Linked DNA regions of Homo sapiens: region 2 is linked to region 1. A link is a contact called in ENCODE Hi-C or POLR2A ChIA-PET data. All regions are on one chromosome and are shown on one strand. Each heading gives the region's core, a stretch centred on a gene start or an enhancer-like site at or near the end of the contact. The rest is flanking DNA. Distances are from core to core; before and after follow the strand shown. Region 1 has its middle 140 kb from the start of KCNJ2. Region 2 has its middle 390 kb from the start of KCNJ2.

What was found. Hi-C counts contacts between places; a loop is a spot of excess contacts on that map. ChIA-PET counts read pairs that join two places held with the same protein, here RNA polymerase II (POLR2A). Pooled maps may share reads with other maps.
Region 2: a loop to region 1 is called in a pooled map of heart left ventricle, with 4 times the contacts of the local background. The contact joins two enhancer-like sites. A Hi-C loop is called at or near these places in 10 of 168 maps with a recorded cell type or tissue (GM12878, Right ventricle myocardium inferior, Right ventricle myocardium superior and 2 more) and 7 of 50 pooled maps. POLR2A ChIA-PET finds 5 or more read pairs at or near these places in 1 of 52 experiments (OCI-LY7).

Annotation. Positions count from the first base shown.
Region 1 is chr17:70,306,568-70,313,390 of GRCh38, forward strand. No RefSeq gene overlaps it. Among named protein-coding and RNA genes, the nearest start is that of KCNJ2, 140 kb to the left of the region's middle. Within about 2 kb of position 3,810, at least 2 of the 41 ENCODE cell types and tissues checked have a DNase peak (open chromatin) inside an H3K27ac peak, as active enhancers do.
Region 2 is chr17:70,559,965-70,566,787 of GRCh38, forward strand. No RefSeq gene overlaps it. Among named protein-coding and RNA genes, the nearest start is that of KCNJ2, 390 kb to the left of the region's middle. Within about 2 kb of position 3,372, at least 2 of the 41 ENCODE cell types and tissues checked have a DNase peak (open chromatin) inside an H3K27ac peak, as active enhancers do.

The DNA.
Region 1 (6,823 bases), core at 2,560-5,059:
CCTGTCTCTAAAATTCTCTGGATTGCAGCCATGTAATGTACTGGCCCAGGGATGGAGGGAAGGGAAAGGGAGGGAGCTTCCTCTTCGCCAAGAATATTTCCCTTGATTTTGCCATGTCGACTAAACTGAATCTGAAACATAACAAAGGCCTTTTCTTTGAAATTTTCTTTACATTGAAAATCTTTTCTACAGGGAAATCACCATGGAACAAGAAAATCTGGCTTCCTTGTCTGAGTCGCAGGATCATTATATCCAAATGGAAACTTTCGGTTTCCCCTTCACCAGGTTCCAGCATCTCACATCTTTCTTACTTTGGGGTCCAAGGAATGGGTCTCAGTGATCCTGCAAATACCTGAAATTATTTGCAAAATAGGTATGCTTATAATTACATGCATTTTTTTCTAGGTAGAGCCCCCATAGTTGAGACTTATGACCCCAAAAAGAACCACTGTTCTGTGTGCTGAATCCCATATTTAATATGTGATATCCAGGGCACAATCTTAGATGCCTAGGTGCTCCTTAGCCCAGCTGAGAGAGACGCTGAAGCTTCCTCTCACCTCCCACAGAGGTACCCTCCCCATTTAAGACTGACAGATACTTGGCTTGTTCTTTAGGTAACTGATTTCAGAAATGGGCACTTTTCATAGAGACCCTACTCCCTGCCCACAGATGTCAGGCCTTCTCCTCACAACAATTAAGTTAGATCAGTTCACTTCCATACAACCTGATCTTTCTAAACCAAGCATCCATTTGCTTATTTAGAACATGAATGGGGTCAGTGAGAAGCACCCAAATCCACTCAGCAGGACTGAAGGGTAGACAGTCAGAGGTGATGGTTTATGAGGGTAGGTTTAGGAACTTCAACCTCTCTTCCTCCCTAATATTTTTACTGTTGAAATGAGACTGCAGCCCTTACTAGGCAAACCCAGGCAGCAGCCATCAGTACTGGACCTCTGGCAGCAGAGCCGTGCTTTGGCTCTGAATCACCTTCTTCACCCCCAGCCCAGTCCAGAATGCTTTGGAGGCCGAGTGCCACAAATGCCTGAGCTCCATGTATCAGCCTCATTGCAAAGCAACCGTAGGGATGGGAAGGGAAGAATGATGATCCATGGGCAGTGTTCCAGGGTACCCCTGGAGACTAGTGATGCAGACAGAAGGGGGTGGTTGTGCTGTTTCCCATCACTCAAGAGTTATTTCACATTCACAAGACTGTGATCAGATCCTGTTCATTTATTCTACTTAAAATGACACAACAGGAACAGAGACTTGGAATGGAAACTTTTCTACCTGGGTCTTTTTAGGATTTCAGCAAAGATATAAACATCCTCTATTTTTTTTTTTTTCTTACAGGAGAATAAAAACTCTTCAACATACATTGAGGCTTTGCAGCCTTTTCAGTTGAGGAGCATAACAAGAGATTTTCTGCTCTAGAGTCCAAATCTTTTAAACTCAGAGGCTGCCACTCTGAGGTCATTTTCTTTTCATGTTACTGGAAGCATGATGTATACTTTAAAAGTAATAAAGTTCAAATAGAGCCCACTGGGGACTGGGAAATGGGCTTTCAGAGTAGGTTGATTCATTCCATTTCAGTCATGTAAAGTTTAAAGAGAAAGCAAGACAGGGGAGTTAGATAGAAGGTGAACAGAGAAGGTATGGTTGATTTAAGAAAAATGACCTTCAAGAGTCATTCCCATTGCCTATGACTTCCTAAGAACCTATGAGGTTGGATGGAAAAAACAATGATTTTAACAGGAGTGTTTTCGACCGAGGACACAGCTATACTAAACTCTCTCAATAATCACAATTGTCACATTTTAATATTCCCTTTTTTATATGAAAGTAGGACAGCTTTGTCCAAGATTGAGGCATTTTCACCTTGTGCTTTTCTGAACAAATTATGTGAAAATTAAAAAAAAAATACAGAGCCTGGCCCTCCAGAATTCTCTAAAACAAAAGCTCAAAGCAGCCTGAGATTATAGCCTACACAATTTCAGGTTAGTTTTTCAGTCATTTTTCAGCTATGTACTATGACATTTATAAATATAACTTTTCTGGAAAGGAAAAATAATAAAATACAGCAAGAACAATTTCTTTTGTACTTAGATAGCCAAGTGCCTGGATGTGAACAGCCACAAGTCAGCTAAACCTCCACGCTCAGTGAGGAAGCTGTGGATCAGAGGGTTTTGTGTCATGCGCTAATAAGCTGCACAGCTAGGCTCACCCCCAAGGTTTCTGGCCTATGTCTATTCCCTTTACTTGACATTTTGCTATCAGAGGACACTGCAAGGAGACAGTCAGAGTATCATTTTGAGACTTTGGGTTAGTACCTAAAACAGCAAGAGAGGAGGAGGAAAAATTTGAATTAACTCTATTGGCCAAAGGAAGAGGTTATAAGCTCTTTCTGTTCTGAGCTCTATTTAACATGAATATAACCATTTTCTCAGCTTTTTTCCTTTCTGGAGAGAAAAGTACTGACATTCAGAGACATGGAGAAAACAGAATATTGAATCTTAGCAATCTCTCTGCTACACTATTGGTTCTTCTGCAGAACCTATCATCTTCTGTGAACCTACAACTTTCTCTCCTTTCCTTAGAGTTTCTCCATCCTGACAGTAATTTTACCATGCAGGATACAGAATATGTGCAATAAATATATGCTAGAAGTCTTGAGTCCTACTGACTGCTTTATTCTACATTCATATAGCATATATTTTATTATTATATATGGACTATGCAATATGTGTCTCATCTTGTGCTGTGAGCTTTGCTTTTTAGATATGATTTCCTTTAATCTTCATATGTACTCAGTGAAGCATATACTACTATTGTTGTCCCCATTTTAAACCAGATAAAAATAAGACCAACAGATAAAGGCCATCAGATTTTATTTTTTTTTTTGAGACAGAGTCTCGCTCTGTCACCCAGGCTGGAGTGCAGTGGCACGATCTCGGCTCACTGCAAGCTCTGCCTTCTGGGTTCACGCCATTCTGCTGCTTCAGCCTCCCGAGTAGCTGGGACTACAAGCGCCCGCCACCACACCCGGCTAATTTTTTGTATTTTTAGTAGAGATGGGGTTTCACCGTGTTAGCCAGAATGGTCTTGATCTCCTGACCTCGTGATCCACCCGCCTCGGCCTCCCAAAGTGCTGGGATTACAGATGTAAGCCACCATGCCTGGCCAGACCATCAGATTTTAAAGCTTAACTCTTAATTACTGTACTACACTGAGTGTAACTAATACATACATTTGGTGGAATTTGTCTTAGGTACAATACTTTTGTTTTTATTTGGTATCATCACATTATATAAAAGCAAAAGTGACCCCCAAAATAGCTTCCACTTTAGGCTCTTTTTCTCTCCACAGCAGACAATACCCCTACTAAACAGAATTTGATTGTTGCACCTATGTTAAGTCGGGGACCAGAAATTTATTTTAGAGTGTTCGAAGGGCAAAGGAAAGTACTGCTTTTTGTAGAAGGATTAACTTCGTGGCTCAAATTTGCTAGATATTTGTCTAAACTTCTCTTCAGAGAAAAGCCCGAGCTTGCTTGCTGTAGGCTCAACCAAGTTTTACATTTTGAGACCATAAGCCTGAGATCAGAAATCTTTTAATCAGCATAAATCCTTAAAAGATCCCATAACTCTGAAGTCATGTTTGCATTATAAACAGAACATGTGTTTCATGGGGTGTGAAAATGCCAGCAGAAACTGCTTGCTTAATTTTATCAACCTACTTTTTTAGAGAGTGCTGACAGCCCTACAGAAGCATGACTAGCGGCTGCTGAGGTTGGCAAGCCCACATTCTGTGGCTTTTTCTTTAAGTGGCGTATCAGGAGATTAATTCAGCCTGAATTTCACATTTGTGTTCGGTAGCAATTCCCAGAGGCCTTAGGAGCAAATGCATATTTGACACCTATTTATCTTTGTCGGGGTTGTCATGGGAGCCAAGGTGATATCAACTTTAGTGAGGTCCTTTGAGGAGAGGTTATGGGGAACTGGATATATTTGCTTGGTTCTATTTTCATATCTATCTACTGTTTGCCAAAAGGTTAAGTTTCTCCCACCTCTCTGTCAGCACTACATTTGGTAATATGAAAGAGATGGAAGCATGGCTGGTTGTAGTGATAACGACCGATATGGCAGAGACGTGCGCTTCGAGGTCCACTTGTTCCTGTTGAAAGCATTTTTTCTTGCCTTTAAAGAGATTTTCATATTGATGCGCTGTGGCTGATAATGAGAAACCTGGGTATTTAAAAAATATATATTTTTTGTCCTCTATTATTAATCATCAAATGCGAGAGAGCAGATGAAGCAAGGTTAAAGAAGTACAATGGGATTCTAAAGAAAAAGAAGTCATAATGGCCTGGAGCAGTAAATTAGTGCAAAAGCTAGAACCATAGGAAAGCAATAGTTTGTTGACCTACCACTTAGAGTCTAAGCCTTTGAGGTTTGAAAACTCTAACATGATTTCATTCATTACTTCAATACACTGCTGGAAAAAAATAAGAAATGTATTTGAATCAAGTTTTAAATCTCAAATTCCGAATTTGTTATTTCAATAGTTTGGGGGGTATAGGTGGTTGCTGGTTACCTGGATGAGTTCTCTAGTGGTGAATTCTGAGATTTTTAGTGTACTCCTTACCCAAGCAGTGTACACTGTACCCAATATGTTGTCTTTTATTCTTCACCCCGCTCCATGAGACCTTAGAGTCAGTCCATTATATCACTCTGGATGTTTTTGCATCCTCATAACTTAGCCCCCACTTATGAGTGAGAACATAATGGTATTCTGAATTATTTCACTTAGAATAATGGCCTCCAGTTGCATCTAAGTTGTGGAAAAGACACTATTTCATTCCTTTTTATGGCTGAGTAGTATTCCATGGTGTATATATACCACATTTTCTTTATCTATTCATTGGTCAATGGGCACACAGGTTGGTTCCACATCCTTGCGATTGTGACAGATTCCAAATGTGTAAATGAGCTTTCTAATTGAAAAATGAATTGAGATTGAAAAATGAATAAATAATCTCATTTTCTGAAAGCAAATGGGCAATGTAATTATAAAGATTTTTTTCAAAGCACTCTTGAGTTTAAGGACACATGCACACACCGGAACACTCACTGACCCATCTTCTGAACACTCACTGGCCCACCTTTGCTGTCTTTCTTTTCTCTTCCCTATCAATTTTTATTGACCTGTTCTAAAATTTGCTTGCCTGATTTGTCTCAGTAATCCTCTCAGGTATCACTGTTTGAATTCACATTTTACACATCAAGGCACAGAGTAGTGACACAGCTCATTGCTGGAGTCTGGTTTTTGAGCCCATGATTTTAACTACCATACAATCTATTTGCCCAGTACAGAGGCTAAATAATAGCAATAATGCATACTCCATCAGCTCCATTTATTGTCATTCATAGCCACATAAATTTTTTTTAATTATACTTTAAGTTCTATGGTACATGTGCACAACGTGAAGGTTTGTTACAAAGGTATACATGTGCCATGTTGGTTTGCTGCACTCATCAGCTCGTCATTTACATTAGGTGTTTCTCCTAATGCTATCCCTCCCCCAGCCCCCGACCCCCCAACAGGTCCTGCTGTGTGATGTTCCCCACCCTGTGTCCAAGTGTTCTCATTGTTCATTTCCCACCTATGAGTGAGAACTTGCAGTGTTTGGTTTTCTGTCCTTGTGAGTTTGCTGAGAATGTTGGTTTCCAGCTTCATCCATGTCCCTGCAAAGGACATAAACTCATCCATTTTTATGGCTGCATAGTATTCCATGGTGTATATGTGCCACATTGTCTTAATCCAGTCTATTATTGATGGACATTTGGGTTGGTTCCAAGTCTTTGCTATTGTGAACAGTGCCACAATAAGCATACGTGTGCACATGTCTTTATAGTAGCATGATTTATAATCCTTTGGGTATATACCCAGCAATGGGATTGCTGGGTCAAATGGTATTTCTAGTTAATGCTATCCTTCTAATTAGCTGTGGAAAAGTAGGTTTTATCCACCATCTCTTGCTGACTTTTATAGTAATAAATACCCTACGTGTATGGTTAGGTTTTAGATAGGTAGATTTATAGGCATAGTATAGATATACAGCTTTCTGAAAGGATACAAAAGAAACTATAATAGCCTCTAGAGGAAAAATAAAGTAGCAATGGATGAGGATGAGAGGATTAACCTTTTGACATTTCTTATACTTACTTATATTACCTAATCGAACACAATTATAAATCAAATCCAATCAAACAAAAACAACAGAAATTTATTCTCCTGGAAGAACGCTGGCTTTCAAGTGAATGAGTAATGACTTGTGATCATTTTTATGCATCATCAATAAAACATTATGAGCCGCATTCTTTCTACTTCACTCAAATTAATTTTACCATTAAAAATTAATTCAATTTCAATGATCAGTTTATTTTAATTCTCTAAAAATGTGTCATCGTTTTTTGCTTTCAAATAAACATAGATGTACTTTGTTTAGATGCACTGACATTTAGGATTCTACAAACTAATTTGTGCTTAATTACATCTCGCTCAAAAGTTCAAACTTTTAACTCATAAAGTTTAACTTTATATTCTGGATTTCAGCAAAGCACTGCCTAACACATTGCGTGCAGTAGGACAGGAAGTGATGACTGTTTCTTTCGGAGCTTCTGCCAGTATGGAAATGCCACATCTCAGTTCTCAGCATCCGTACTCATTCATTCTTTTATTCATTTATTCATTTATTCTTTCACTTGCGCACAATGTTAATTAGGTCCTTTTCAGATGTTCAGTTTACCTCCGGTCATGACAATCT
Region 2 (6,823 bases), core at 2,122-4,621, 250 kb after region 1:
TGATTCATATGTTAGGCTAATATTCTATGCTCTTCCCTGAACTGAAAAGCCTCTTTAAAAGTTTTTTTAATGTAATGATTTAGCTATAATACTGCCTTTAAAAAGGGATTGACAGAGGAAGCATTTGAATTTCAATCTGGCCTTACATGCATTTCTTTTGAAAAGTCATTAGAAATGTCTTTAGAAAGGTACTATGTGTTTTTAAGGGCAACATATTAGTTATTGTAGTTTTTGAGCACATTTCCATAACACATGTGTTGTGGGGTGTTACCACCACCCCAATCAAAACATAAAATGTTTCCATCTTCTCATAACCTTTCCTCTCACTACATTTGGTCAATCCTCTTGTACTCTATCACCATGGATGAATTTTATCTATTTTAGAACTTCATATAAATTGATTCATGTAGTATGTTCTCTTTTGTCTCATACTTCCCTCATTCAAAATAATGTCTTTGAGAATTAGTTTGTGTTATTTGCCTATCAGTTGCTTGTATGTTTTTTAATTTTTATTTTTCAACTTAGTAGTCTTCCATTGTATACATATACCACAATTTATTTCTCCATTCACTTGTTGATAAACATTTAGTTTTTTTTTCTGATATTTGGTAATTATAAATAAAAATGCTAGAAAAATTCTTGAACAAGTTTTTTTGGGAGACACATGTTTTTATTCTTCTAGGATAAACATCTGAGAGTGGAATTGTTGAGTCATGGACTTAACACATTTTTAAAATAAAATTTTAAAGTAAAAATAATTTAAAAAAGAAAAGATCTTTCATGAATTTAGTAGTTTATTTCTGAGTGTAATCGACTTCATTATTTTGGCCTTTTTTTTGATGGGGGGGTGGTGGCTGGAGACTTGCCTAACTTATGGGAATCTGGAATTGCCCTTGGCATTGCATGTGGCAACACAATGGTACAGAAGCTTTTGTGAAAGTTTTTGTTTCCATGAATGATGGGAACTGCCAAAATTGAGAATTATGCACTCTGAGTGAACTTTCACATAGCTTAGGTTGGCATCACCAAGTGAGAAGCCCAGGACTTAAAAAATAAGGTAAAACAAGACAGGAGGTTTTTGTTTTGTTTTTCCTAGACTATGGCTCAAGGACCACCTGAACGGAAATCCCCTGGGTAGCTGATTAGGCATACTTTTTTTTTTTTTTTTTTTCGAGATGGAGTCTTGCTGTGTCACCCAGGTTGAGTGCAATGGCATGATCTCAGTTCACTGTAACTTCTGCCTCCTGGGTTCAAGCGATTCTCGTGCCTCAGCCTCCCGCGTAGCTGGGATTACAGGCACCCGCCACCAAGCCCGGCTAATGTTTGTATTTTTATTTTAGTAGAGATAGGGTTCTGCCATGCTGGCCAGGCTGGCCTGGAACTCCTGACCTCAGGTGATCTGCTCACCTCGGCCTCCCAAAGTGCTGGGATCACAGGCATGAGCTACCATGCCCGGCCTAGACGCACTTTTTAACAAGCATGTAAGAGACTCTTACACATAGTGAAATGTAAGAATTGCTAGATCAATCTAAACCAGAGATCCTCTGCTGTGGCGGCACATTTGCATCACCAAGGGAGCTTTCAAAATTGCCATGCCCTTGACATGCCTAAGACCAATTAAGTCAGGATCTCTAGGCATGACCACCAGATATCAGTATTATTTAAGTCTCCCCAAGTAGTTACAATGAGTAGCCAAGGATGAGATCTTCTGGTCTATTCTATGTCATCCTTAGCACATCTGAGAGCTCCACTGCCTGCATGTCTGATGTTTTGTTGTACAACTACGTCATTCTGACAATATTTCAAAGCATTGAAAGAACATTTATTTCCTTTGTACAAAATGCCTTGAGCAAGCAAGATTGTCTCAGGTGCATTTGCCGTAATTGCTTGCCTTGGTCTTATTACCTTGTGAAAAATTATGTATCTTTAATCTATGCTTTGGGTGGCAAAATTAATTAATAATTAACTTTGTACTTACCTAATAAAATAATGTTGATGTAAAGTCCTCTAAGTAGTCCTCTCACTTACTAATTTTATCTATGTATTGGCATGAATATCTTGGTTGAACCAAAGAAATAAAACCTAAAATATATGCCTCACAAAAATGTGCTTTATTTAAGTAGATTCAATGAATGAGATATCAGCTCTCCTCAAATCATTATAATGTACCTGTAAGTAACGAACTTTCATAATGTATTTAATCTATAAAAATGATTCTATATGCAGCTTTTCAGGAATGCATGCATATATTTCAGAAAGTAAAATTCCCTTTTTTTCCAGGGGAAGACTTACTAAGATATTCCACTTGAATGTATGAAGTACTTGATAAAGTGCATTTCTGCTTTACATGGTTGGAATTCTACTTTAGTGCTAACCTTGCATTTTTAAATTTTGCTAATAGAGACCATATAAAAATTCACCTGCAAAGCAACTTAAAGAATGTTCTTATTTATTATTTGTAAATGTGGCATCCTTTACCTATCATGCACACCCTGCAACATCTCCCCCAATTAAATAGATTTTGTTCTTCAATGAAGTACAATAGTTTGATGGATTACATTTAGGAAAACACGTCAGTCAATATGAACCACCGAATCCCAAAATGCTATTCAAATACCCTTATGATCTCTTTAACAAACAAAAGCCTTCAGACATCATGTAAGAACCATTGCATCTTTACTTTTTAATGCAATACAATTATTTGTGCCTACCTAAAGGTAACCAGATACAGGTTGCCTTTTGAAGTTTGCAGTAGCTTCATTTTATTCTGAACCAGAAAGTTAGCCACACCAGAGAACACTTTTTTCCCATTGTCTTCTTCAAATGTGGTTTTGATTGCCCATTGACAAAGCCAAGCTAGTGATCAGTATATTGTGATTCTCCTAATTAAAAGCATGCTAACACCTAGAATACAGTAGTTGTCCCTTATCCATGGGGGATATGTTCCAAGATCCCCAGTGGATCCTGAAGCCGTGGGTACTGAACCCTATATATACCCTGTTTTTTTTTCTATACATACACACCTATGACTAAATTTAAGTATAAATTGGACACAGTAACAGATTAACAACAATCACTAATAATAGAAAAATTATGACAATATTTTGTAATAGAAGTTGTGTGAATGTGGTCTCTCTTTCTCTCAAAATATCTTACTGTGATGTACTCACCTGTTTTCAGACCATGGTTGACTGTGGGTAACTAAAACCATGGCAACCAAAACCAGGGATAAAAGGGCACTACTGTAAACCATTCCCATAGTCCCACAACTCCCATGATAAAGACTTCACACTATAAATGAAAGAACTGTTTGATTGGCACAGACCCATCTTTGAGAGAGCCTGGAGAGCCTGGCCACCCTCCCCCCACAATATGTGCCAATGTGCCAATCATGTCTCTTTGGAATTTCACAGGCCATAGCCTTTGTTATGTGCCCTTAAAACAGCCCCTGTCCATCTACCATGCTGTTGGCTCTCTGCCATCCTTTCTAGCACTCTTAAAACAGACTATAATTGGCATTTGCTTGGCTGGGAGTCAATTTATTTTATTGCTACCTTTCCCAGTTGCCTTAACCGTTGGATGTCTTGACAGTTGGCAAATGTAGACTGTGGTTCTGATATGTCACATAAAATCTGTTGGATGAATACTTTCCTCTAGGAAAAAGTGAAAGTGAAATCCCATCCTGGTCCACCCTCTTTCCAAAACAATAAACATTTCCTGGCTTCCACAATTCCCCTAATCATTTAAAGCAGTACAGTTGTTATGGAATGGGCAGCTGAACTTAATGCGTGTCTGGACCATCTGTTCTAGTATTTAGTCTTAAAGAAGATTGCTTAAGTGACTACAGTTCATTGCAAAGAGGGTGAGTTCCATCAGGGAAAGTGCTAGGGTACTATGTCATAGAAAAACATAATCCAGAGACTCTGGAAGGACTATTTTTCACTTAGCAATGCTTAACATCCATGGAAAAAAATAAATTATTTTCCTAGGTACACAAGTAATACACAGACAAACTTGTCTCCAAATTTGTGATTTGTGTTACATTATGGACACAAATATGATATGGTTGTAGAAGAGACACAAAGAGTTTTATCGCTTTATTTTCTTGAGACATATTTTTTTAATTATAGAAACATCCTAAGTTCAAAAAGTCAGACAAAGGTCAGACAATTTACACATAATAAATGGCATGAAGTAGATAGGCAAGAAATACTGAGATTATAGAGGTAAGAATATTTTATTAAGTGAAATTCCTCACATAGCTTTTAACTATGACATTCACTATATTTCTGGGCCAGAGATTTTACAAATAATGAAGTACTTTTGTTGTTTCAACAGACTTTACCACAAGGTTCTGGTTTTGTTTAACGTTAGTGTAGGACAAATTAAGACTGTCCAGTATATGAAACCTTCAAACTTGAGAATATATAAACAGTACAGACATTATGGACCATAGTACTCACTCAGGAAACTAATTTTTTATGTGATCTCACATCATCCAAGTGCATGACTCAGTTCAGTCAAATGCCCAGAATATAAATGGAAGCAAGGCTAGTAGTAACAGTGACAGAGCAAGTTGTTATAAGAAGAACTTCCAATTATGAAGCATCCAAAAATGGAAATTTCTGCCTCTTCAAGCAGGAAGTAAATCAAATTTGAAAATATTAGGGAAAAAAAGCCTGGGAGTCTTCAAATGAGATACATACTTTGGATGAGGGATTTGCCAAGATGGCCATTGTGATTCTAGAGCGTTAAACAAATTGTACCTTAAAATTGTATAATGTAGACAGTCGTGTGTGGGCCAAGTAACTTAATGAAAGACAAATAGAGTTTCCTTTTTCTTTGTGTCATTGAGAAAAATATATATATTTTAAATTTACTTCTAGGAATATTTACTAATTGAAAATAATTCATAAATGGAGTCAAATAGAGTTGACAATGAATGAATAACCAAGAGTAGATGGAAAGAGATTAGTAAAGATAAGCAATTGTGGAATAATCTTATAGTACTTTTGAGTGCTTTTTATTTTGTGAATTAAATTATGTGAAATGATAAATGATTTATAGCATAATCGAAAGAAGAATGACACCACAGCGAAGGCCCATATTGAGCAGCAAGTCAACTGCTAGGGCTACGCGAGGCAAAGTTGGTTGGCAACCAGGTTCCTCAATAGCTGTCATGCTCCAGAAAAGAGCCACTTCTACAGCAGGTTCCAGAAAAAATAAAGGGGATAGATTAACGTAAACATTCAAATAAAGAAAAAAAAAGACAACACGTAAGGCGCAAACGTTCCCTGCTAGTTTCTACTGACATTTTTTATTAACATTCCTTCAGTTTGTTGGAGGAGACAGTGATTTACCTTAAAAATATTTCCTAGCCTCACTTGAGGTTGCAGGTGACCGTGCGATTAGGCTTTAGCCAATGAAATATGAATGAGTGTCCCATGAATGAGGGCTTCCAGAAAGCTCCATGAGAGTAGATTTGTGTGAAAAGTTCATTTTGCTCCTCTCTTTTGGAATAAGGAGGCCAATTTGAAAGCACAAGAAACAGTGAAAGAAGAGCTACAAGGAGCCTGAGTTTTCAATCACCATGTGCTTGCGTGCTAGCTTTGGGTTGTCTACTTCTAAACTTAATTTATGTGAGAGAAAAATAAACTTCTAATCTATTTAAGCCATTGTGTTTTAGTTTTCTATTTTTATCAGTTCTAAGCAGTGTCGAATTGATAAGAGCACAGACCTGTTATGACATCTATGGCATAGTTTATTTTTCTGTTTGTGAAGACCGTCACTTATATAAGGAGAAAACATCTCTTTATAATCCAGTTTACCATGTATGATAGATTTAATAATAATTTATGGAAAATGTAAGAAGAAAGTAATTTTAAGACATCAGGGGAATTAAAGAGAAGAATGCTTTGAACATTTTACTTTGTCTGATTGTAATTGAACTGAAATGTATTTCCTATATCTTGAAAAACCCTCTCAGTTTTAAATGTGGTCATCTCAGTTTCTTATACAGTAAATCTCTGCCCCCAAAACATTTATCCAGGATTTTGAGAATCTGTCCCTTGTCTGTAGGACGTTACCGTAGAGAGTCCTCTTCAATTCTTGGTTCACTCTTTCACTGTTCCTTTTTAATCCATCTAATTCATTCATCCTCAAAAAAGCGCTTAAGCATACTGTGTAACATACTCAGAATTATGCTAAGTACTATGAAGGAAGCCACAAAACACAAAACAGCATGCGTATTCAGCTTGATGATGTCATGTATCTCTTCTTTGAAGCTTGGGTAGTACTTTATAACATCAAGTAGGAAATATTTTTTTAAAATTTTATTATTATTATACTTTAAGTTTTATGGTACATGTGCACAACGTGCAGGTTTGTTACATATGTATACGTGTGCCATGTTGGTGTGCTGCACCCATTAACTCGTCGTTTAGCATTAGGTATATCTCCTAATGCTATCCCTCCCCTCTCCCCCCACCCCACAACAGTCCCTGGTGTGTGATGTTCCCCTTCCTGTGTCCAAGTGTTCTCATTGTTCAATTCCCACCTATGAGTGAGAATATGCGGTGTTTGGTTTTTTGTCCTTGCGATAGTTTGCTGAGAATGATGTAGGCAATAATTTTAACAATTTGAATAGCTCAGTAGCTCAGTCTTTACTTTTTTTTTTTTTTTTGAGACAGAGTTTTGCTCTTGTCGCCTAGGTTGGAGTGCAGTGGCGCTATCTCAGCAAACTGCAACCTGTGCCTCCCGGGTTCAAGTGATTCTCCTGCCTCAGCCTCCCAAGTAGCTGGGAATACAGGTGCCTGCCACCGTG